Regions from separate parts of the Mus musculus genome. Here all the other regions are linked to region 3. Evidence: chromatin loops called from intact Hi-C (ENCODE). Cell type or tissue: heart. All regions are shown on one strand.

The links. Peaks named below come from ENCODE experiments on the same cell type or tissue, not always from the same donor. Only the 100,000 strongest peaks of a DNase experiment are listed, where the experiment ranks them.
Region 1: a loop joins it to region 3, with 7 times the contacts of the local background. A loop is called at or near these places in 7 of 42 quality-filtered maps.
Region 2: a loop joins it to region 3, with 6 times the contacts of the local background. A loop is called at or near these places in 8 of 42 quality-filtered maps.

The regions. Positions count from the first base shown.
Region 1 is chr7:12,474,585-12,482,584 of GRCm38, reverse strand. It overlaps Zfp606 (zinc finger protein 606), which reads right to left and starts at 4,280. Exons shown (of 7, transcript NM_026112.4): 1 at 3,879-4,280; 2 at 2,839-2,921; 3 at 2,094-2,150; 4 at 1,559-1,650. The coding sequence starts at 2,869. In heart, a CTCF peak has its summit at 4,330; DNase peaks (open chromatin) are centred at 4,054 and 4,304; H3K4me3 peaks cover 1,790 bases; H3K27ac peaks cover 1,542 bases.
Region 2 is chr7:12,878,174-12,886,173 of GRCm38, reverse strand. It overlaps Zfp128 (zinc finger protein 128), which reads right to left and starts at 4,996. Exons shown (of 4, transcript NM_153802.4): 1 at 4,814-4,996; 2 at 1,405-1,531; 3 at 1,056-1,151. The coding sequence starts at 4,879. In heart, CTCF peaks have their summits at 1,023 (motif pointing right) and 4,992; a DNase peak (open chromatin) is centred at 5,053; H3K4me3 peaks cover 1,712 bases; H3K27ac peaks cover 1,014 bases.
Region 3 is chr7:13,275,301-13,283,300 of GRCm38, reverse strand. Zswim9 (zinc finger SWIM-type containing 9) reads left to right here and starts at 4,580. Exons shown (of 5, transcript NM_177312.4): 1 at 4,580-4,657; 2 at 5,873-6,155. The coding sequence starts at 5,881. Lig1 (ligase I, DNA, ATP-dependent) reads right to left here and starts at 4,475. Exons shown (of 29, transcript NM_010715.3): 1 at 4,342-4,475; 2 at 3,080-3,153; 3 at 759-848. The coding sequence starts at 3,096. In heart, no CTCF peak of the experiment used is centred here; DNase peaks (open chromatin) are centred at 4,080, 4,720 and 4,780; H3K4me3 peaks cover 1,530 bases; H3K27ac peaks cover 1,193 bases.

The DNA of each region.
Region 1 (8,000 bases), 800 kb after region 3:
AGGAGAAAGCCAACTCTTCAAGCTGTCCTCAGACCACTCTACCCCCGTCCCATCTCCACATGTGCACCCCCACACATATAAAAACAAATATATTTTCAAAATGATTTTAAATTAATAACCCTTAAAACGTGCCAAGTTGAAGAAGCCAGATTCAAAATGTCATATGTTATGATTCCATTTAAATTAAATGCCTAGACCAGGCAAATCCACAGAGTTGGAAATTGACGAGTGGTTTCCAGGGACTGGAAATAGGAAGAAAGGGAGTGACTACTAAGAGATATAAAGAATAAAGAGTTCTTTTTGGGGAGACAGAAATATTCTAGAATGAGAAGCTGGAAGCACCATTTTGTGACTATATTAAAAACCAATGAACTGTACGACTTAAAAGGGTCAACTTTCTAGTCTGTAGATATTATCTCAATAAAGCTATTATATTTTTAAAAGAGAAAAAAAAATGGCTGGATCTGATGAAGAACCTAGATGTGAGGGAGAACAGTGACAGTATTCCCATACCAACACTCCTGTCCTGTGCTCTCTGAGGAGTTACCCAGGGTGCTCTTACACTCCCAGAGCCCTGCTGGACTCCCCGTGGATCTTGCTGATCTTACTCTATCTACTTCCAGCTTCCAGACCCTGATCAGACTGAAGCCTTTGACACCAGCCTGCCTCTCACAGCCTCTCCCCTGCACACACCTTTCCAGACAAATTCTGGATCATGGTGCCTCGTGAAGCCAACAATTCTGAGGTTTGTAGGTTGGCAACAGGAGTGCAGGCCCACCTGGGTTCTTCCTAGACTCTCCTAACTAAAATCAGCCTGAATGCAGATACCAGTCACAGAGTTCACCCCAGATCTTTAACATACCCGTGGAGCTTCAGGCAGGCCAGACAGCTGCTTACCAGGATGTGCCCACCTGATGCATTGCTTTTACCTCTTTGCTTATTAGTCAAGGTAACGTCCCCCTTCACAATTCTGTAACCCCACTGACCTCTATGCAGACTATGTCTCATCTCTCAAGGCATCGGTGGACTGAGCTGTAGCAGAGTTTAGGGCTTCCCTCCACATCTCAGGCTTCTTGTGTCAGAGCATGACTAGACCCAGGCTAACTGTAAAGTCTCATTAACCAAGTGTGCCACCTTAGAAAGTGGACTGTTAGGTCCTCTAGGTAAAGGCTTACACCTGTTCTTGTTCCCAGAGCAAGCATAGAGTATATTAGTATCCAGCCTGAATCTGATTCTGAACACGTAAGTAAGGAGTTTGGGGGAAGGAGTAAGGGTTGACAGCTAAAAATGGCTTTCATTCATCTCTCTCAGAAGAGCTGATGACAGAGATGTGTCTCAGCTCTGTGGAGAGGCAGGGTGACAGCAAAGCTCTGTATCATAGAAAACTGACTGGATTCCCATACCTGCATTCAGGAATCGCTAATTGGCTGACTCCTTGACCTATGCTGACTCCTTGACCTCTTGCTGCTGTAAATTAAGGAACAGTATCAACTAGGGTGGTCAGGGAAAACCCGGGAACACAGTGACCTTTCAAGGAAAAGCAGAAGTTCCATCTCACCTCGACTTGGGCTACTGGGAGCCCACCTGTCTTTCTTCCGTCCTCCTCAGCGCTTCCCTCCATGTGCCATGCTGGATCCTGAGGACACAGAGCTGTGAATAGAAAAAGAAGTCATGGAGGCACCACTTCCTAGCAGAAGTTCATCATGTACCCTATGGAAATGAGAAGTACGAGGCCCTGCTGCTGCTCCTACCATCACCAGTAAGGAAGAAAGCTACTTCTTTACCCCACAGATGAAGGAGATGGGTCTTGGAGAAGGTGACATGTGAATCCTCACAGCCTTTCTGGTCTGAGCCCTAAGTCTCTAGACACTAATTCTTGTGTTATCTGTCCTAGAGATGTCATCACCACACCACCCCTACACATACTGTTCTGACCCCTCTTTATTCCAGCTCTGTATTGAGAGCGGGACTACAAGCTCCCGTTCTAAAGAACCACTGGGTCACCAGCTCTGACCTCAGCTATGGCAGATCACTGAAGGAAGACGTTAGTACATGGCACCCGACACAGCTGAGGGTACAGGTTCTTGACTCACCCCAGGAGACAGAAGGCTCAGGAGCTGCCATCCCCCAAGACTGGTCCATGAGGGTACCTACAGAGAAGGATCAGATTATGACTGTGGTACAAAACAGTGACTAAATGTAACACAAGAAAAAAGGAGCATGACAAAGTCCTACACAGAACCCAAGGGCATCTAAAAAACAATCCAACATAAGCTGGATCTGCATAGGAGACACCTGTAGACTGTAGACTATGATCTAACAACAAGGCAATGAAAAACAGAACCCTCTGAATGGCTGAATACGTTTCTGATAAGATGTATCACCACCTAATTCTTAATTTTAAGTAGGATACTGCCTTGATGTCTATGGTGATGAAAACAAAGATAAAACTATCACATATCATTATTAACATTGTTTTAAAAATACAGATTAATATTAATAAGTGAAATACAGTATTAACGGTGAAAAACACAAGAGAACTAAAAACATTTTGACTGTATATATTGTCTTCAAAAGAGTTCTATGAGTTACTAGAATATCTTATAGAGGTCCGTTTTAGAAGCTGACTATCAAATATACAAAACTTACCTTGTTGTTTACGAATACATTTCCTCTTAACGACTACCCTGTTCTAATTTTGTACCAAGACAGCTAGACTGTCTATTATCTCCCAAAGCTGGCAGCCCTTTCTCAGCCCTGACCTACAGTAAGCCTCCTGTAGGGAAAGGTGCAGAGGAAAAAAAAAAAAAAAAAAAAAAAAGCAAGATTTGGACTCACCCCAGGAGGGCCATGGGTTGATGGCAGCCATTCCTGAGGATTAACCAGCCAGGGTCCTGCCCAGGAGCACTGCAAGTATCAGCCTAGAGACAAAGCGAAGAAAAAAAAAAAAAAAAAAAAAGGCAAAATTGGTCCAGTCTCACAAAAAGTCCAGCGAGAACAAAAACAAAGAGAACACATCCACAAAGTTAACAAGACCCCTAAGAAGCATGATAAAAACAAACAAACAAAAAAACCGCGCGCGCACACACACACAAACACACACACACACATTGTGCAGTAAGTGGAGCACAAGTAATACCAGCAATGGGGAGGCAGACAGGAGAATCCCTGGGAATTTCTGACAAGTCAATAGAGTGGAATTAGAAGCTTCCTGGTTCAGAAAGAGACCCTGTCTCAAAGCCAAGATAGAGAGCCACTGAAGAAGATACCTAATACTAACCACATAGTTATCACTGACACAGACACACTTTGGGATAAAGTGTGATCGTCTGCAAAGGTTAAAGCCAAACAACAGCCATCACCACCTGCAAGATCTTCCAGACTCAAGCCCATCGATCCCCTCTCCCCTCCCGTAGTCGCGTCAGAGACAAAAAAAAAAAAAAAAAAAAAAAAAAAAGTCTAGAGTCAGACCCCACAAATGCATGGATTCCGGGTCTTTGTGTGAGGTCCGCAACCGCTTGGTACTGAGTTTGGTACTAAGCACTGGCACACTTACAGAGAGAGACTCAGATACCCTAGGATTTGAGTCAAACAAAGCTCAAGGCAAGCAAGTTGTAAGAATCCTACACCCCCCCCCCCCCCCCCCATAACTCAAGGCAAGCAAGTTGCAAGAACCATGCACGCACACCCTAACGGGACAGCACACACACACCCTCTTGTCACTTCAAATTTAAAAGAACCTGAGCCTTTCCCAAGTCAGGTTTGACGCCCTTTACAGATCTTTGCTTGGAAGGGACCGGTTAAGAGCCTGGCTCTCCTTCAGGGCCTCCGCAACCAGGTCGCTCCAGGCGCTGGTTTCAGCAAGCTTCCCGCCTTACCTGGCTCGCGGCCACTGGCCCTGATTGCACTGCGGCTGAGCTGGCTCGGGGCTGCTGCACCGAGCGTCTGGCTTCTGTCCTGCACCGAGACAACGTCCCAGGCCTGGCCGACTCGGCCCACTAGGGCCGGCCTTTCCCAGTCTGTAGAAACAGCGCACCCAGACCCGGGACCTGGAGGGTCGAGGGCAATGGGGGCACCGAGTCGGCGAGAGAAGAGAAGGCACCCGTTGCACCCCGGCACTGAGCCAGCCCTGGCCGCAGGCGCCGCTTCTCCGTGGCCGTTCCAACGACCTGCCAGGCTCTCCGTGACAACGACATCGGTAGCCCTTCGGTCCGGAATAAGGCCTTACTTTGGCCGCGGACAATGGCGGCCGCACCCCCCAGAGTCGACCAGGACACACCGCGAGGACTATTGGGAGTTGTAGTTTCAAAGAGACGCGCTTCTCGCTGCTACCGGAAGTCGGCCAAGGCCATTTTCAGAGCCTATTCTTCCCAAGTACCGCTCTTGAAGCACCCAGACTCTTAGGTTCCGCTTGTTTCCGAGGCCTAGAAGGGCGGTGGTTCTCTCATTTGCCATCACTCCCCAGGTGATGACAGCAGGATAGTTTGGTAGGCCAGGACCTCAGTTTGAGTCTCAGTAAAATTGCAGCTCAAGCAAGGTAGCTACTTTAAAGTCGGAGCTTGATGAGGGTGAGTGATCTCTAGGAAGCACTTCCCTCAACCTTGACAAAATTGAGAACGTGGTTGTTATTATACCTTTATTTTATTTTTAGACGAAGAACATAATTCTGACTGGCCCCTTGCATATGATTGTTGGAGATTAAATTTCAATGCATGAGTTTTGGAGGTGACAAAAATATACAAACCATAATCTTTATCTTCATTTTTGTTTCCTGATGCCTTTAGATCAAATATGACATGAGAGTTCAAACTTGAACAGAGCCATCAAGTCTTATTTTGGAACGTAAATTCATATCCTGTTTTATACTGACATACTGAATTTTTTGAAACTGGCATTAAGTGATTGAATTTCATAAAATTTACCATCTTTAAAAGACAATAAAGGTTCTTTATTATCAGTCCCTGAAAATGTAAAGTGATAGCTTTGAACTAACTTTTCCCCTTTCCTTTTGTCTCTTGGTCTTAAGAAACGTCAGTTGCAAAAGGCATAGTAACTTGCAGTTTGAGACACTTCTTTGCTAGTATTTCTTGAGCAAATACATGTATCATTACTAAACCCTAAGAAACTGCAAATTTCTTTCTTCCATACAGTTACAAGAACAGAGAGATTTTCTGCACAGACTTAAAATAACAAAGTCAAAGATCTTTAGGTAGTATTAGTATAAAGAAAACAAAACAGGGTGTTTGGATTGAGATTTTGGGGAGAGGCACTCAGAGGTGGCTGGTATCCAAAAGTGATATTGTGTTCAGATCTGAAAGAAAAGAAACCACCTAGTGACTGTATGAGGAAGACATCTTTAAGCATAGAGAACAGCAAGTGTTAAGGCCTCAAAGCCAAATTGGCCTTTTCCTGTTAGAGGAGATTGGAGTCTAGGAGTAGGAGTGAAATGAGATGAGCTTCAGGGTACAGAGGCAGCATCAGGGGGTGGTGCATTAAGGTGGTTTGAGGAAACTGAGGCAAGTCCCATTGTTCTCTAAGTTGTGAACTATGGTTTGAATTTTATTCAGGTAACAAGAGGAAGCCAGTGAAGGACATGTAGAGACCTGATATGAAAATCTAAAGAGTAAGAGACTACCAATGCCAGCTCTATTATACTATACCCAGCAAAACTTTCAATCAGTAGAGATTGAGAAAAAAAGATATTATTTATTATTAGATATTTTCTTCATTTACATTTCAAATGCTATCAAAAAAGTCCCCTATACCCTACCCCCGTCCTGCTCCCCTACCCACTCACTCCCACTTCTTGGCCCTGGCTTTCCCTGTACTGGGGCATATAAAGTTTGCTAGACCAAGGGGCCTCTCTTCCCAATGATAGCCAACTAGGCCATCTTCTGCTACATATGCAGCTAGAGAATGAGTTCTGAGGGTACTGATTACTTCATATTGTTGTTCCACCTATAGGGTTGCAGACCCCTTCAGATCTTGGGTACTTTCTCTAGCTCCTCCATTGGGGGCCCTGTGTTCCATCCTATAGATGACTGTGAGTATCCACTTCTGTATTTGCCAGGCACTGGTAAAGCCTCACAGGAGAGAGCTATATCAGGGTCCTTTCAGCAAAATCTTGCTGGCATATGCAATAGTGTCTGCATTTGGTGGCTGATTATGGGATGGATTCCCGGGTGGGGCAGTCTCTGTATGGTCCATCCTTTCATTTTAGCTTCAAACTTTGTCTTTGCAACTCCTTCCATGGATATTTTATTCCCTATTCTAGGGAGGAATGATGTATTCACAAGTTGGTCTTCCTTCTTGAATTTATTGTGTTTTGGAAGTTGTATCTTGGGTATTCTAGGTTTCTGGGCTAATATCCACTTATCACTGAGTGCATATCAAGTGACTTCTTTTGTGATTGGGTTACCTCACTCACGATGATATCCTCCAGATACATCCATTTGCCCAAGAATTTCATAAATTCATTGTTTTTAATAGCTGAGTAGTACTCCATTGTGTAACTGTACCACATTTTCTGTATCCATTCCTCTGTTTAGGGACATCTGGGTTCTTTCCAGCTTCTGGCTATTATAAATAGGGCCGATATGAACATAGTGGAGCATGTGTCCTTATTACCAGTTGGAACATCTTCTGGGTATATGCCCAGGAGAGGTATTGCTGGATCTACTGGTAGTACTATGTCCAGTTTTCTGGGGGAACCTCCAGACTGACTTCCAGAGTGGTTGTACAAGCTTGCAATCCCACCAGCAATGGAGGAATGTTCCTTTTTCTCCACATCCTCGCCAGCATCTGCTGTCACCTGATTTTTTGATCCTAGCCATTCTGACTGGTGTGAGGTGGTATCTCAGGGTTGTTTTGATTTGCATTACCCTGATGATTAAGGATGTTGAACGTTTTTTCAAGTGCTTCTCAGCCTTTCACTATTCCTCGGTTGAGAATTCTTTGTTTAGCTCTGTACCCCATTTTTAATGGGGTTATTATTAATGGGAAATTTCTGGAGTTCAGCTTCTTGAGCTCTTTGTATATGTTGGATATTAGTCCCCTAGCAGATTTCGGATTGGTAAAAATTCTTTCCCAATCTGTTGGTGACCTTTTTGTCTTATTGACAGTATCTTTTGCCCTACAGAAGCTTTGCAATTTTATGAGGCCCCATTTGATCTTACAGCACAGGCAATTGCTGTTCTGTTTAGGAATTTCCCCCCTGTGCCCATATCTTTGAGGCTTTTCCCCACTTTCTCCTCTATAAATTTCAGTGTCTCTGGTTTTGTGTGGAGTTCTTTGATCAACTTAGACTTGAGCTTTGTACAAGGAGATAAGAATGGATCAATTCACATTCTTCTACATGATAACCACGAGTTGTGCCAGCACCATTTTTTGAAAATGCTGTCTTTCTTCCACTGGATGGTTTTAGCTCCCTTGTCAAAGATCAGGTTACCATAGGTGTGTGGGTTCATTTCTGGATCTTCAGTTCTATTCCACTGATCTACCTGTCTGTTGCTTTAGCAGTACCATGCAATTTTTATCACAAATGCTCTGCACTACAGCTTTAGGTCAGGCATGGTGATTCCCCCAGAGGTTCTTTTATTGCTGAGTGCTATCATAGATTTTTTGTTATTCCAGATGAATTTGCAAATTGCCCTTTCTAACTCGGTGAAGAATTGAATTGGAATTTTGATGGGGATTGCATTGAATCTGTAGATTGCTTTTGGCAGCATACCAATTTTTACTATATTAATCCTGCCAATCCATGAGCATGGGAGATCTTTCCATCTTCTGAGATCTTCTTCAATTTCTTTCTTCAGAGACTTGAAGTTCTTGTCCCCCAGATCTTTCACTTCCTTAGTTAGAGTCACACCAAGGTATTTCATATTATTTGTGAATATTATGAAGGGTGTTGTTTCCTTAATTTCTTTCTCATCCTGTCTATCCTTTGTGTAGAGAAAGGCCACTGATTTGTTTGAGTTAATTTTATATCCAGCTACTGTGCT
Region 2 (8,000 bases), 400 kb after region 3:
GGGAATTGAACCCTGGTCCTTGGCAAGAAAAACAAGAGCTCTTAACAATGAGCCAACCCTTCAGTCCTAGGACAAGTGTTTAATATCTAACTAGAGTCTGTTCTAGTTAGATATTAGACGAATAGAAGGGTATGAGGAACAGGTTTACAGAATCCAGCGTGCAAGAACTGAATGGAAGGCCAGGAAGAGGATGCTGGGAATGCTAATGAGAAAGGGTGTGGCCTAGAAAGTAAGATGCTGCAGAAACACAATCAAGGCAGGACTCTCACTGCTGGAGAGGAAGTGGATGGCTTTTGTGAGCAGAGGGGGGTGAGGCCCCAGTGGACCCTCCAGAAATACAAGACATCTGGCTAACCTGGCAGTCTACGAGAAGTTTGCTCACAGTTTGCTGGCCTTTGGGAGTGTTAGGGGACTTGGATTTGGGGTGGGTTCCCACCATCCTAATTGGTAAGAAAAGTTCACCTGTCTACTTTTATTTCAAGCACCAGAATCATGGTATGCGCTAGACACAGTGTCCCTAGGACAGACTCTCATCCTCCCTGGAGATCATGGTCCCTCATGTACTATCACAGCTCACTGCTGGAGGAACCGAGCACATTCTTGTCTGACTCTAGAGTCTGAAGATCTAGAAACTCATATCTGCTGCCTCTAGACCAGTGGTTCTCAACCTGGGGGTTACATATCAGATGTCCTGCATATCAGATATTTACACTACAAATCATCACAGTAGCAGAATCACAGTTATGGAGCAGCAACGGAAATAATGTTACGGTTGGGGGTCACCACAACATGAGGAACTGTATTAAAGAGTCACGGTGTTAGGAAGGCCGAGAATCACTGCTCTAGACTTTGCCTCCTAAAGCCTTTTTCCTTCACAGATTTTTCTTTGCATCTTTGGCTATAACCAAAGCTTTTAGTCTGATGCTAAGTCCCGTGAAGCTCCTAAAAGAGGAATAGGTTTGAGGGCCATGAAACCATATTCTTCCTAAGTACATCTCTAGTGGCCTCCTGGAATCACCCCCCACTAGGGGGCACCCATTTGGTGGGGTTCTTACCTGGATGGCAGGCCCCGGTGCCTCCTCTGTCTGCCACCCACAGCTCAGCACCTTGTTCCAGCTGGGAGATAACTGCAGGTTTGGGAAGATCAGGACCTGGAAATAGGAAGAGACACAGGAAGTCGGAAGCTGCTCTGGGAAAAACAAGCCCAGGCTGCAGCTCAGGCTCTTGACCATCAGGACATGTGGGTATCTCACAGTCACATGAGGGTTTTGGTCTGTGACAGAAAGGACACAAGAGTGTCCTACAGGGAATGAGGACTCAAGGTTAAGTTAGAGCTCCATGTTAGAGGCCCACCATCATGACTCAGGAAGATTCCACCACTATAGCTAGGGAAGCAGAACTTACCCACAGAGAGAAGGTGCCCAAAGGTCTCCAGCATCACATCACGATACAGAGTCCTCTGGGTAGGGTCCAGCTGCCCCCACTCCTCTTGGGTAAAGTCCACAGCCACATCTCGGAAAGTCACTGGCTCCTGAAACATTTCCAGGCAACCTCGATTAGTTGGACCATCTAACTCTGTGGTAGAGGAAACAGGCAGGCAGGGGTCTTGACAAACTGTACACTCTGACTGATGTGCCTCAGCCCTCACTGGGAGCCTACTGGAGCACTATGGGGTAGGCATGGGCTACCATGACAACATATGAGAGCACTTGGCAGGATCAACAAAGCCAGACACAGCTGACCTATGACTGATCAGACAGACTAGACATGCAGGTTTATGACATATAGAAATGGCTAGAAGGGCTGGCGAGATGGCTCAGCGGTCAGGAGCACCGACTACTCTTCCAAAGGTCCTGAGTTCAAATCCCAGCAACCACATGGTGGCTCACAACCACCTGTAAAGAGATCTGACTCCCTCTTCTGGTGTGTCTGAAGTCAGCTACAGTGTACTTATGTATAATAAAAAATAAATCTTAAAAGAAAAAGATATGACTACTAGGTTTTTTGTTTTTGAGTATGTTTATGAGTGTTTGTGTGTATGCATGTCTGTATAGAGGCCAGAAGGCAACCTCAGGTGATCAGATCTTTGTCTTCTACACATTCTTCTATTGATGACCAGGCCACATCAGCATTATTTGTTATTTGATCACCAGGTCCCATCTCTGCCCCCTCCCTCTTTTTAACCTACTATCTTCGCTCAGCTTTCAGTATCTTACCCAATGTTCAAGAGGTTCTTTCCAACCCTATACCAGTCCTTCTCAACACCTTTCCCCGATTTTCCATTTTGTGTGTGGTGCTAGGACGTCCCACATGCTAGGCAAGCACTCTTCACACTGAGCTACACCACCAGTCCCTAAAACAGTGCTTCTTAAGATGTGGGTTGCAGCCGGGCAGTGGTGGCGCATATCTTTAATCCCAGCACTTGGGAGGCAGAGGCAGGCAGATTTCTGAGTTTGAGGCCAGCCTGGTCTACAAAGTGAGTTCCAGGACAGCCAGAGCTATACAGAGAAATCATGTCTCGAAACCCCCCCCCAAAAAAAAGATGTGGGTTGCAACTCCTTTGGGGGTTGCATATCAGATATCCTGCATATCAGATATTTACATTACGATTCACAACAGTAGCAAAATTATAGTCATGAAGTAGCAACAAAATAATTTTGTGGTTGGGGGTCCCCACAGTATGACGAACTGTATTAAAGGGTCACAGCATTGAGAACCACTGCTCTGGACACTTGAATGGCTTCTTGTCACTTTTCAATAAAGGCTGATCACTCTCCCAAAGATATCCAGGTACCTGCTCCTGAAACTTATGAATATTACAATAGTAACATAGACTTTGCCGATATGATAAAGACGACAAAACAGGCACATGTCCTGAGTTATCTGGGTGGCCTCTAAATGCAACCACACATTTAGGAGATAGGCGTGAGACTTGAGAAGTTGGAAAGTAATGTGATCACCTAAGCGAGATGCTACATTGCTGCTCTAAGGCTAGATAAAAGGCCACAAGGCAAGGAGTGCCGGGGCTACAGCTCTTATAGTTGGAAAAGCAGAGAACATCCCCTAGAACTTGGTGGAAGTATGGCTCTGCTTAGTTTAGTGGTGCTCATTTCTGACTTCTCATCTCTAGACTGTGTCCCCCCCACCCTCCCCGCACCTTTTTTTTTTTTTTTAATTCTGAGAGAGGGTCCAGCCTGGCTTTGAATTTATCATCTTCCTGCCTCAGTCACTCATGTTGCTGGATTATATGCATGCGTCACCACTCTTGGCTTACAATGTACATTGTCTTTTGCCACACATTTTGTAAATACTTGCTACAGCAACCACAAGAAACTAATGTACTAGACCTCTAGGGTCTCCTTATTTGGTCCTTGCTCCTGTGGAGGCTAGTCTCCAAAATGGCCCCTTAGTAACCCCCCCTCCCCTCCCCACCCCCGATCTGCATGCAACCATGCTGACTTCTATAACTGATAGGATACTGTGGAAATGACAGCATAAAGTCTGAGCTGAGGTCACAGGTGACAACACAGCTTCTACCTTGCCATCTTCTGGATCACACCACTCTATAGGAAACTTCACTTTACACAGTGAGACCTAAGTGCTTCATAGCAAGGCCTACAAGGAGAAACACTGAGTTCTCCTGCCAACAGCATGTGAATGAACTATCTTGACAGTGGGTCTTCTAGGCTCTGATAAGTCTCAAGTAATAACTGTTGGACTGTCATTTTGAATATAACTTTAAGAGCCTAGGGTAGATCCATAAACTAAGTCACTCTTGATTTCCTACCCCATCAGAAACCATGAAGTAGTGTTTATTTCAGGTCTCACTACGTTTTGTGTGTACTACCTGAAACACGACAACAGATTGATTAAACACACCTCTTTTCCCGCCCGTCTCATCGCTTACTCCTTGACAAACTGTCAGCCTCATGACGGTTACCTGAGACTTGACTGGGGCTGGCGAATCCACCTTCACTATGGCTCATTCATATAGCTGTTGATAGGCCTCAGTTCTCAGTTCTACACTCTGGTCACATTTCATGAAAAACTGAGATGACATGAATCTGATCATTTGCAATCTAAGACTATCATAAGCTTACTTTTCACACCAAATGTAATTAACGCAAATTTCCCCCAAGCAAACCAAATACCCACCTCCTGACCTCCAGAGCATAATTTCAAAGTTGCAGAACTTATGTATGAAATGGTCTTGGCTTCTGCTAGGTGAACTACGGTGAACAGAATAAGCAATTTGTCTACAAGTGCAGACTTTGATGATCAGGAGCTAGACAAACACTGATAGCCACACCTACCAGTTTTCCCAAGGCCCAGAAGGGCGTGACCCTTACTAGTTACTTCTGTTTTCCTAACTTGGTACCTCTGCCCCGTGAAGTTATGCCTTACTTGCAAAATAGGGGTCATGGTGCGGAGGTTCCCTTAAAAGTCGGTTGATTCTGCGCCTTAGGACATGTTTTGAGGACCGTACCCGCAATGTGGTTGCTCTGTAATGCTAGCCAGTCACCTGTCATCTCCGAGAACCGTCTTTCGGGATAAATGGGAGGGCGTTGGCCAGAGTGGGATCGAACCCCTGAGCAGAGCCTGTCAGTCCTCAGGGAAATGACCACCCTCCTCCCCTCCACCCCATGGCACGCAGACAGGAGGCTGAAGCATGCACACAGAGGGAACTAGATTTGGACCCAGGCTCGGAGGCTGAGCCACAGCGCTTGTTTCTCTTGTGGAAAAAGCGCCGCGGGTTACAGGTCACTCTGTCGGGGACAGCAGGACTCGGAGTCCAATCTGTCCTTTTTGTTACCTGAAGTTGTGTTGCTTGCGGCCGCGAGGCCATTGCCACTGTTGCTGCTTTGTCCTGGTGGTCCATTCCAGGCCAACAGGTTAGCCACAGACGTCCAAGGACACCCTAATTTTAAACTCAGCCCCGTCCTGGGGACCACCCGACTGGCCTCCCGCTGGACAATGGCGGCAGCGCCAGGGACACTGAGACTACAATTCCCAGAAGGCCACGCGCCGAGACGCAGCACTTAACCAATGGAAGCTAGCGCCAGCCCAACGTTGACCAATCGGGGAAGGCCTGGCCTCTGGTCTAAGGGAGTGCAACCACTCACAGGTCTTGTTTAAGGATCAGGTCTGGGTACCAGCAGAGGTCAGCTTACATTCCGTTACCTGCGGGTGCGGGCATCACTTGGGCTTCGAGTTGCCTGGAAAATAATCCTCCCGCCCTGACGGCTGAGTTCAGGGCATATATGCATCTGCACCGTGAGTTGGGCGCGCAGCGGCAAGGTCTTGGTGTTAGAATTGGTCAATCTGACCTGCTGCTGGAATTTTTTGTTTTGTTGGTTTTTTTGTTTTGTTTTGTTTTTTGGTTTTTTGGTTTTTCGAGACAGGGTTTCTTCTCTGTATAGCCCTGGCTGTCCTGGAACTCACTTTGTAGACCAGACTGGCCTCGAACTCAGAAATCTGCCTGCCTCTGCCTCCTGAGTGCTGGGATTAAAGGCGTGCACCACCACACCCGGCTGCCCGGCAGGCAGATTTCTGATTCCTGCCCAGTCTGGTGTACAGAGTGAGTTCCAGGACAGCCAGGGCTACAAAACCCTGCCTTGAAAAGGGAAAGAAAGAAGGAAAGAGAGAAAGAGGAAAAGAGAGAAAGGAAGGAAAGAAGGAAGGAAAGAAGGAAGGAAACAATGGGCTTTTGCTAGTTTTCACTAGGTTGATGATGTAATAGAAAAAGACCAAAAATACACTATACCCTTAAAGAGACAGAGACTATCAGGTGTAGAACAGCAGGCTCTGCCCTTCCTCCACTATCCCCACTCCCCAGTACTGGATATTGAACCTAGGTCTTTATGCAAGAGTGGTAAGTGCTCTAATACAGAGCTGCAGTCCAGCAAACAGCAGGTCCTTTTATTCTCATCCTCCCTTCTCTGTCTCTCCCTCCTTTCAGCCTAGTAGTTTCCTTTGTTCTCTCCTGGCATCTTCCTCACCAGTCTGACAATGACAGTAGTGTCATAACTGGTGCTCTGGGTCTGGGCTGGGCATTTCTAGGTTCTTGGCCTCTTTTCCAAAGAATTGAATTTAAGAGCTTACAGAAAAAAAGTAAGATAATGTTATTTGAGTAAAAGTGAAATTACATATTATGTAGGTATGCTATTAAAGATTGACAATGAGTTATGGGAGTGAAGATTCTCAGTGTCCAGATTATTGCTCAGGGCTTCCTTTTATAGGGTTCAGGAGAAGGGGGTGCTGATTACTAGATATGTAGTTTGGGTGGTTCTCTACTCTGATTGATAGAGTAAGTCATATATTCGTTTTCTCTACTGTGCATGTCCTTTTTATAATGCATCTGATTTTAAACATAAGTGTGCCCTTATGTATCAGCATAAGGTAAATAGGAGGGTCTCCCTAAAAGTAACAGAGGGCACAGTTTTCCTTTCTTGTGTATGCATCTGAAACTAGGTCAGGCCAGATCAGCTTTTCCATTCTTCATACACAGACAATGCTGAGAATATACTTGAATGGAAACTGTCTAATTTGAACATTGCCAAGGACGGGAAAACTTATACTACTGTTCAGAGATGGAAGTATGGGTAGCCTGATATAGCTAGAAGTTCTGAGGTTACTAGAGGCATTGTTTGGAGAGGTGTGTGTGTGTGTGTATAGTATGTGACACTGAAGGCTCCCAAGTGTGTTACTGCAAGAGGACTGTGTCTTCATAATCTCAAATCAAATAGGGGATGGGGGTCTTAGTGTACTAAACTATCTCCTATGCTCACCTGCCTCAGTTTCAAGCAGTGCAGTGGGTTTGAATGAGATATTTCCCTGTAGTCTCAGGCATTAGAACAGTTGGGGATGATGCTCTTTGGGGTGCAACCATGCTGGAGGAAGTATGACACTGGGACCTGCCGGAATCCTTGCAGTCACCAGAGCCAGCAAAGTAATGATCCACAGGAGGCTAAAGGGTAGCTCAGGCACAACAGGACTAAGTAGTTAGTGTTGGTTCAAACTTTGGAAGTCTGACCCCAAATAGTTTATTTTAGGCATATTTAAGCACAGCACAATTTGGTGAAAACTTTGATGGTGATAAACCTGATCAGGCAGGTTGGGTTTGATGGAGCCACCAGTGTAGAGTTGCTACAGCACCAGTAAAACATGGTGATTGTTAGAAATTGGCTAACAGCCACTCAAGCTATTGGCAGCTTCTCTCAAGTTGTAGCAGCCACTGTAGAAGCTATTCAAAAACCTTTTCAAAAAGGGTCTTATTTTGAATTGGGAAATAAAAGACATTTGAAAAATGAATGCAAAAGTATTCTAGTAATCCTGCCTCTTACCTTTGTCTATGATGTTAAAAAAAAAAAAAAGGAAAACATTAGGCTAAGGAAAGTTGATCCAAATTTGGCAAGTCTTGCGTGCACCTGACTGGCCAGGAAGAACGATGCTGCAACAGGATCCTTCCACACACGTTTATTGGGAGAGCTTGATTGCAGAGTCGAAGTGACCCCAAGCCCAGAACTGGCGCTGCTTATATAGGCCTAGGAGAGGCGTTCTCTCTCACCTGATTGGTTAACTTGTCTCTCATCTGATAGGTTAACTTGTCTCTCATCTGATTGGTTAACTTGTCTCTCATCTGATTGGTTAACTTGTCTCTCATCTGATTGGTTAACTTTGGTTAATTCTCAAAACCTCATCTTGGCAAAAGAACCTTTACTGCCTATGTATGTGTGGTGGCCAGCAGTAGCCAACTGCCACTCTGCAACTGCCACTCTGCAACTGCCACTCTGTAACTGCCACTCTGCAATGGCTTCCCACAGACAAGGATAGTAAATCTTAAAGCTCTCAAGGGAGCAACACTCAACCCTAGGAATGAGGGAGAAATTGACCCAGATAACCAGGCTCAAAACTCAATATCTAGTCATTCAGGAGGATCAGCAGGATCTAATGCAGTAGGGATAAATTCCTTAGTTTTATAGATAAGATTGTTATCAGAA
Region 3 (8,000 bases):
CCTCTATGCTATAATGTTAACAACAGCAAGCTGATGAACAATAGCATATAAAATATACAGCATGACCTGAGTACATCACAGAAAAGAAGCATGCATTCTCATGCACCTGCACACTGACCTACTCCAACATTTATAGCTTGACTACTGCATGTGCGGAGGGAGTGCCTTCCTGCAGTAAGCAGTGTTGGCCGGGCAGTGGTGGCACCGGCATTTAATCCCAGCATAGGGAGGCAAAGGCAAGCGGGCCTCTGTGAATTTGAGACCAGCCTCGTCTACAGATTGAGTTGCAGGATAGCCAGGCCACACAAAGAAACCCTGTGTAAAGGCACATCTGTTTACTCATTGACCCAATGCAGAAAGCCTATCAGATATTAGGTACCTTTTTACTCCCGAGGAAGCTGGAACAAAGGAAGTAAAGTTTCCTGCTCAGCATCTCAATTTGGAAATTATGAACCAAATGTATATTCACATCCATACACTGGCCCAAGGGTGATCATGTTACCCAAACAAGGCCACCCAGCATCTTCCTGAGAATGTATCAATCAAAATGTGGCCAACATCGCTACCCAATGGAGAGTCTGGTCTAGAATAAATGCAAAGCATGTGCAAACAGAACCCTGACAAGAATTCTGTTGGCTGTCTGCTATCTAAATTAAGTATCATTTTGAGGCCTGATACATCTGAAGTAGGTTTTTAACACATGCAGACAAAATAATTTTGACTGTTAAAGGCATATGCTGTCCTCGTCCCTTACATACTTTGGAGGGGGTTCCTTCTCTCTGATGCTGCTGGGTGTCTCCTTCTCTGGCTTCTTCGCTTTACCTTCTTTTGTGGGTTGAAAAAATGACCTGGAGGAACACAAGGGGTCGAGTCATTAATAGCACTGATGCTCTGCACACCTGGACGACACCTGAAGCTCCAGGTACCAGCCATGCATATTCCTCTACCTTTGTATAACTTTTAGGAGTGTTGGGGGGGGGGGGAGACAATGGTATGGATTTAGTAGTTCAGTGGTAGAGGGCTCCCCTAGCATGGACAAAGACCCTGGATTTTATTCTATTCTGGACTCTTGGGGGCAGGACAGGAGTTGGGGGTGGGGTGTAAAAGGCAAGAAAAGAAAATAAGAGAGCAAAAAGCATATAAACAAGAGTTGTTATCTCAGGACAGACCATACTCAGTTTTCCATCACATGAGTGCCTGGGGATTTGTGCTTCCCAGGTATCTAGTAGGGTAGATGATAAGGTCTGAGTCTACTAGTATCTCTTCCCTCCTTTATCTGATACACCCTTCTTTCTCTTAGTACATGAGTGACCAACACTTATACCTATGATACACAGACACATAACCCAAGCCTTAAAAATTAGTACAGTGCACTGCACACCTGTAGCCACCATGATTGTCCCAAGCCAAAATTTGACTATAAATAGCTCTGGGTCAGAAAGGAGAGAGAAGGATGGCCAGGAACCAGACTGGACAGCCCAGAGACCCAGGATAGAACTGAACACAACTGGCAGACAAAAATGTCAACGAAATGATTCATAATGATATTCTGCTATACTCAGATTTATGCCTAGCCCAATTATCATCAGAGGCTTCATGTAGCAGGAGCAGATGCAGAGACAAACATTAGGTGGAGCCAGGAGAACCCCACAGAAGATGGGGAGGAAGAACTATAGGAGCCATTAGGGTAAATGACACCAGGAAAACACAGCCCACAGAATCGACCAAGCAGAGGTCATAGGGGCTCATAGAAACTGCAGCCGCAATTACAGACTCTGTATGGTTCTGGGCTAAGTCCTCTGTATATAGGTTATGACTGTGTAGCTTGGTATTCTTGTGAGACTCCTAAAAGTAGGACGGGGCATCTCTCTTTTGCCTGCTCTTGGGACCCTTTTCCTCCTAGTAGTTTATTTTATCCAACCTTGATATGAGGGTTTGTGCCCAGACTTATTGTAACTTGTTATGCCAACTTGGCTAATAACCCTGGGAGGCTTGCCCTTTTTCTGAAAGAAAATGGAAGAGGAGTAAATTGAGAGGAGGGGCTAGAAGGAGTAAAGGGGGGTATTCAGAAAGGATGTAATCTATGAGAGAATATGAGAGAAAAATAAAAATAAATAAAAAATAGAGAGAGAGGTACCCTGGAAGTGCTAATCTTGGGAGAGCCAGACTGAGAGTAACATCAAAGGAAACACAGCTGACCATAGAGAGATAGACCAGGCAACATTTTGGTAGATGGATCTAACCAAGCCTACAACTATGGAAACCAAGTGCCTTCCTCTTTCACATTCTTAAACATGAAACATCGCATTAGTACACAGGCTATGAACTAGCACTGAGGCTGTCCAGCGCACTGAGGGAGGTTTAGTGCATGTCTAACTTCTGTCCGCTAGATATCAAAAGCAGATTACAGAACCCCTAAACTGTCAGAACCAAAAATGTCTCCAATCATTGCCACGTTTCCAGGGGGCAAAACTGATGACTGAAAACTACTACATTAGGGATCCACAGCCTGCAATTAATTAACTAATTAATTAATTTTTCCCATTTTCTAGACTACTCAACACTAGGAAATTTCAACTTCAGGTCTCCCTCAAGGTCTTCTCAGAAAAGGCAGCTATGAAGCAGAAAACCCAGGGTTTTAGAGAATGAATTATGTGGACACTCCCTCTTGCAAGGAAGAGGGATGGCAAGAATCAGGAAGCTCAAAACACTGAAGAGGCTCAGAAAGTTGTAAGACTCACTAGCCCCTCCCCAAGGTTTACATAAGTAGTTCAGCAATTGCTGAGGGTGAGGGGTCTCTTCAGTGGAATTGCCTGCAGGTTGAGCAGATAGCTCCAGGGATGCAACTTTCAGAAGTCATCACCCATGCTGAAGTGAGCTTAGGAGTGATGTAGTTGCCTCTGATGCATCAGCTTTCCTATAGGTAACACCATATAACTCAATTGTTTTACTAAGCTAAATTTTGGTGGAATCATTTCTTTGGCTTGTCATCAATGCCCTTATCTGGGGTGAATGTTAGCTCTCATTTTCCCAGGAAACATCACAACACAAAGTGCCTTGAGCATGGCAGGGGCCTTACATAATACTTCTCTGCATGTTGGCAGCAGAAGTCTCTCCTTTCCTCTCTTGCTCTTTTTTTCTCATCAGTTGTACCTGAAAAAGAAATCCAAAGACCAGCTAAGGATATTGGCTGTGCCAGAGACTAAGACTTGGGGGAAAGGGGAACACAACTCTTAAGGAAATAAAAGAACAAGTGTATTCAGGGACTGCCGAGACGGCTCAGTGGGTAAGAGTGCCTGCTGTTAAAAAGAGAGAGAGAACATGAGTTTGAATCTCCAGCACCCATGTTATAATAATAATAATAATAATAATGTCAGGCAGGCATGGTTGTACATGCCTGTAAACCCAGCATTATGGGATAGATACAGGTGGATCTATCTTAATGGTGACTGCTCTCCATAGAATGAGAAAATTTTACTGACATTTATTTTTTTTCACATTTTTATTCTTTGAGAGTTAAGTTTCGTTATCTGCCCCCTTCCCCTTTATATTACTGAAGATAGAACCCAGGCAGGGTCTGTTGCTGCTAGGAAAACACTGTACCACTAAGCTATATCTGAAGCCTTCCTTGGCTGCCAAATGCCAAAGGCCAGCTTCCCTTTCCAAATGTCCATCCTCACCCTGACAACTTCCCTCTGTCCTCCCTGTTCAAGTTTCTCTGCCTCTTCAACTCCATATACACTAAGCAACAAGACCTGACCCTCCCCTAAGTGTCTGCAGATCTCCAGTCTTATCCCATCCGTGCCCCTTCTGGCAGCCAAGCTCACCTTTTCCCTGGCTCCTGACACTCATCGCGCCAAGCTTCTCTAGTCTTCAAATCGGACCACTATCTGACCAATGACGTCACCTTGCTTTCATTACAAGCGTCCCATAACACCAAGCATCCCACACCGATTGATAGCAGGCGTCCAGGGTGAAACACCACACTCAAGCCTTCCTTTCCGGCCCCAGGCCGCCCCTCTTCTCTTGGCGCCACTAATTCTGATGGCCACGCCCACCGCCAGGCTTTCTCCCTAGTCACGCCCTTCCAAGCCGCCACCAGTCCTCCGCAGACACCAAAACTCCTGCGGCCTTGGTCAACCAGTCAATCAGTCAGCCAGTCAGCCAGTGGCTCTCCCTGTACACGGCTCCTTGCTGCCCTCTCTCCTGCGCCCTCGGTCGCCGCGACGTCCCCATTCCCGTTCCGCTGGCCGCACCCGGAACCTGCAAAGCTCACTGGCGACAAGCGCTCGGCACTCTCGCCGACCCCAGCCCCAAGCCCGTGCCCACGTCCCCACTTGCCTCTCCAAATCACTTTGCCGGACGCCGCCACACTCGCTCACTCGCTCGCTCGCTCGCTCAGAGACGCAAACCCGAAATCCCCAAATTCGCGCCACACAGATTTCGCGCGCACTTTGGCGGGAGGGGGCGGAGACGAGCAAGGGCGGGGGCCTGCGAGTAGCGCGTGCCGCAACTATCGCCCGGAGGCTGCTGGGAGTTGTAGTCTCTAGAGCGTGAGGCAGCCTAGAAATGGGACAGAGTGGGGAGAGGGAGGGGCGCTGTCCCGCACAGCATGCTGGGAAGCGGCCCCAAGCCTGTCCTCCCTGTGGATGAGCCGGTGAGCCTGCGAGGTCGTAAGGGTGACAGTCGGGGAGAAGAGAAGGGTTGGTGGAAAGCCACCTTGCCAGGCACTAGGGGAAGAAAGGCGGGATACCGCGCGGGGCATCCCGGGAGCAAGGGCCGGGCTGGGCTTGGGCGCGAGGCATTGTGGGAGGTGGACGCCGCTTTGGGTTGGGTAGGTGAGTTGAGGGGGAGGGGGCCGGAAGGGTGCACAGCTTTAGGAGTGGAGAAGCACCGCTATGTGGGATGGTCAGGCCGGGAGGAGCAGCGGAGAGACAGGTTGAGAGAGTCTCGAGAGGTGGGAACTGGATAAAAGGGGCTGTGCAAGGGACAAGAGGCTCAGCGGGACGTGGGGGCCCGGGGGAGCATTAGTAGTGAAGAAGCCCATCTGAGGACAAGGCGCCGTGTCCAAAACGAAGATACACATTGAGAATAGTAGCAATTTCTGGGAAGAGGGGACTGCAACTTGGCCCAGGAGGAGAATAAGTCTTAGGAGTATGGACCAAAGATGACTATTGGTGACACTTCTGAGTTGAATTTGCCACAAGTGGGCCACACCCCTGTAGGCGAATGATCCCTGACTGGACATGGGCAGCACATCTGGAGATAAGAGCATCTCTGGGAAGCAAAAAACACAGATCAAAGTAGCAGTTCAAGGCAGTCATATCTGAGGGGCAACAGCTGCACATTTGATACACCTAGGGAGAAGAAAGGTGTATGAGGATTATGACTGGGATGAGAGATTCATGCCTTAGCTATGAGAGTAGATATGAGTTACACTCAAATGTAGACTTGTGGGAAAGGGAGCTACAGATGAATGGGACTACTAGATATTATCACCAGGCATAGGACTCACATCTGGAAGAAGGAGAAATCTTAGCAAGAAGCTGGGAATACATTTGCAAAGATGCTCACAGCTGAGCTAAAGGCAAGATATGTAGAACTGATTCCATTTGTACCTAGAGGTCACATCTAAGGCAACTGGAACTAGGATTGAAATTGATTAAATGCCAACTGAATCTGGGAAGGCAACAGGTGAACCACAAAAATGGGATGGAGATTCCTATCTGGAAAGCAAACAATGAAACCACTTTGATTTGTCTGAGACGTACCTGAGGCAGCAGTAGCTGATAAGACAGTCTGATGATGAAATTGTGGTAACCCAGGTGGAGATGGGTCTGATGTCCAGCTCTTCTCCCCACTTCTACTCAAGGTCCCAGGATGGAGCTGACAGAGCCCTTACCGAGCGCAGCCGTGCAGAAGGAGGAACAGGAATTGTTGGATCGAACTTTCTTCTCTTGGGCTGAGTTCAGCCGCTTCTTCGACAAGTGGTGCCAGCAGCGACTGGTAGTCTTCTCGGTGAAGAGCTCCACACGTGTGGCACGAAGCCCCTGGGCCAACACGCCCCCACTCTACAGGCTTATCCACGTGCTCAAGTACAGCTACGTGCTGCTGGTGTGCAAGGATGTGCGCATGCCCAACAAGTCCACAGCGTGGTGCGTGAGCCTGAGCTGTGACCCTACAGGGGGAGGGGAGCAAGGGGTGAGCCAAACAGCTTCCAACCCACAGGTTTAATACCAGGGAGAGAAGCCCACTGATTCTGCCAAGTACAGAAAAGCCAGGCAGGACAGATTCAAGGAAGGATACTTACTGAGATGGAGTCTGAGCCAGGAAATAAATAAGACTCAATACAAAACAACCCAGACTTGATATACAGGGTTTAGTAGAGGCCATTGTAGAGAGTGAGAGGCATACTGAAACAAGCCAAAAGACAGGGGAGAATTGATTGTCCCCCAAATACCAGAGCCAGCTAGCGAAGTTGGTGGGCCAGGTCTTGCACATCTACAAAAAGCAGCCTGGAAGACTGAACTGTGAAGAAAGCCATAAGAAAGGAAGATATCTCCAGTCAGTGTAGAACCAGATCCTGTTCTGGGAGCTGGGGTTATTTTAGATTAAAATCTACCCATCTGGAACTTTCTGACTGACCAGAAGATTCGTGTTAAGAGTAAGTTTGTAGGTAGTTCCTGGCAAATGGGTAGTACCACCAAAGGGTTGGTAGATAGTTAAAAGAGAGCCACTTGGGACTAAGGAAGTCTTCCTTGAATATAGGACATGACAAAACCATGCTTCTATGTAGCAAATGGTCAGCTGCTGGAATTCCTTTAAGAGTTCTAGTTTCTGCCTTAATCTACTATTTACTGCATCATGCTCAGAGCTCCGCTGTTCTGTCCTGCCTCTCTAGTGGTCCCTGTGTATGTCTGAGAGAAAGTTTGAGAACTTTAGTTTGAAGCCATGGATAAGAGCAGAGTACTTAAGAATACAGGCTATGCCTTTGAGCTGCCAGATTCCAGCCCTACCGCTTACTGGAATAGGATACCATTGGGCAATGGGTTTCACACCTCAAACCTCAGCTTTCGCATCCCTGATATGGGGCTGTCACATGTATACTTGCTACTGAGGACCACTGTGAGGATATATGAGCATGCATAAGAAAGCATTTTACCCATGTCTGACATCCAGGGCAGCCAATTAAGTGATAGTTGTAGGGGCACAGACTCAGGACTGGTGTCAACCTATAATTATGGTCATGGAGAAGATAACATCACCTTCCTGGGCCTCAGTTTGCACATCTGGGAAGCAAACACAGAAGTATCTGTGTCATAGATTTTGAATAAATGAATTAGAACCTATTAATTATTTGGAAGGGCATCCAACATGGAGTAAGCACTCCATAGCTGTTCTTACCCCAAGTATATCGACATTTGTTGTGGGGGTATGCTCTGGTTCTTTCTTGTTCTTTATTGTAGAAGTGGAGCTTCAGAGGTCTAGCACCAGAGCAACAACTTCAACCATGTGTCCTCACACAACTGTCTAGTGAGTGAGCACTTGCAAAAGAGACAGGCCTAATCCAGAATCTGCCTTTGCTACCAGGACACAATTCAACATTTAACAACCATTTATTGAGTACTTCTTGTGTGCATGCTGGGTGTTTTGAGACCACAGTTGATTATCCCAGCTCTTGAACCACTGAGAATCTAATCTAAGAGACAATGACTAAAAGAATGGAAAGAAGGGAGGAGAAAGCGCAACATAGAGGAAGAAAGAAATTTCAAAGAGCCACATACAGTATTGAGAATCAAGTTGAGAGTGAAGATGGGAGGTGGAGAAAAGGAAAGTGGTCCACTCTACTTAAAATCTTTTTTTTAACATGTATTTATTTTGTGGGGAAAGAGGAGCATGTCACAGTCTAGGTGTGGAGGTCAGAGAACAACTCGAGGGAGTACATTCTGCCCTTTCTCCATGTGGGTACCAGAGATCCAACTCAGCCCCTTATCAGCAAG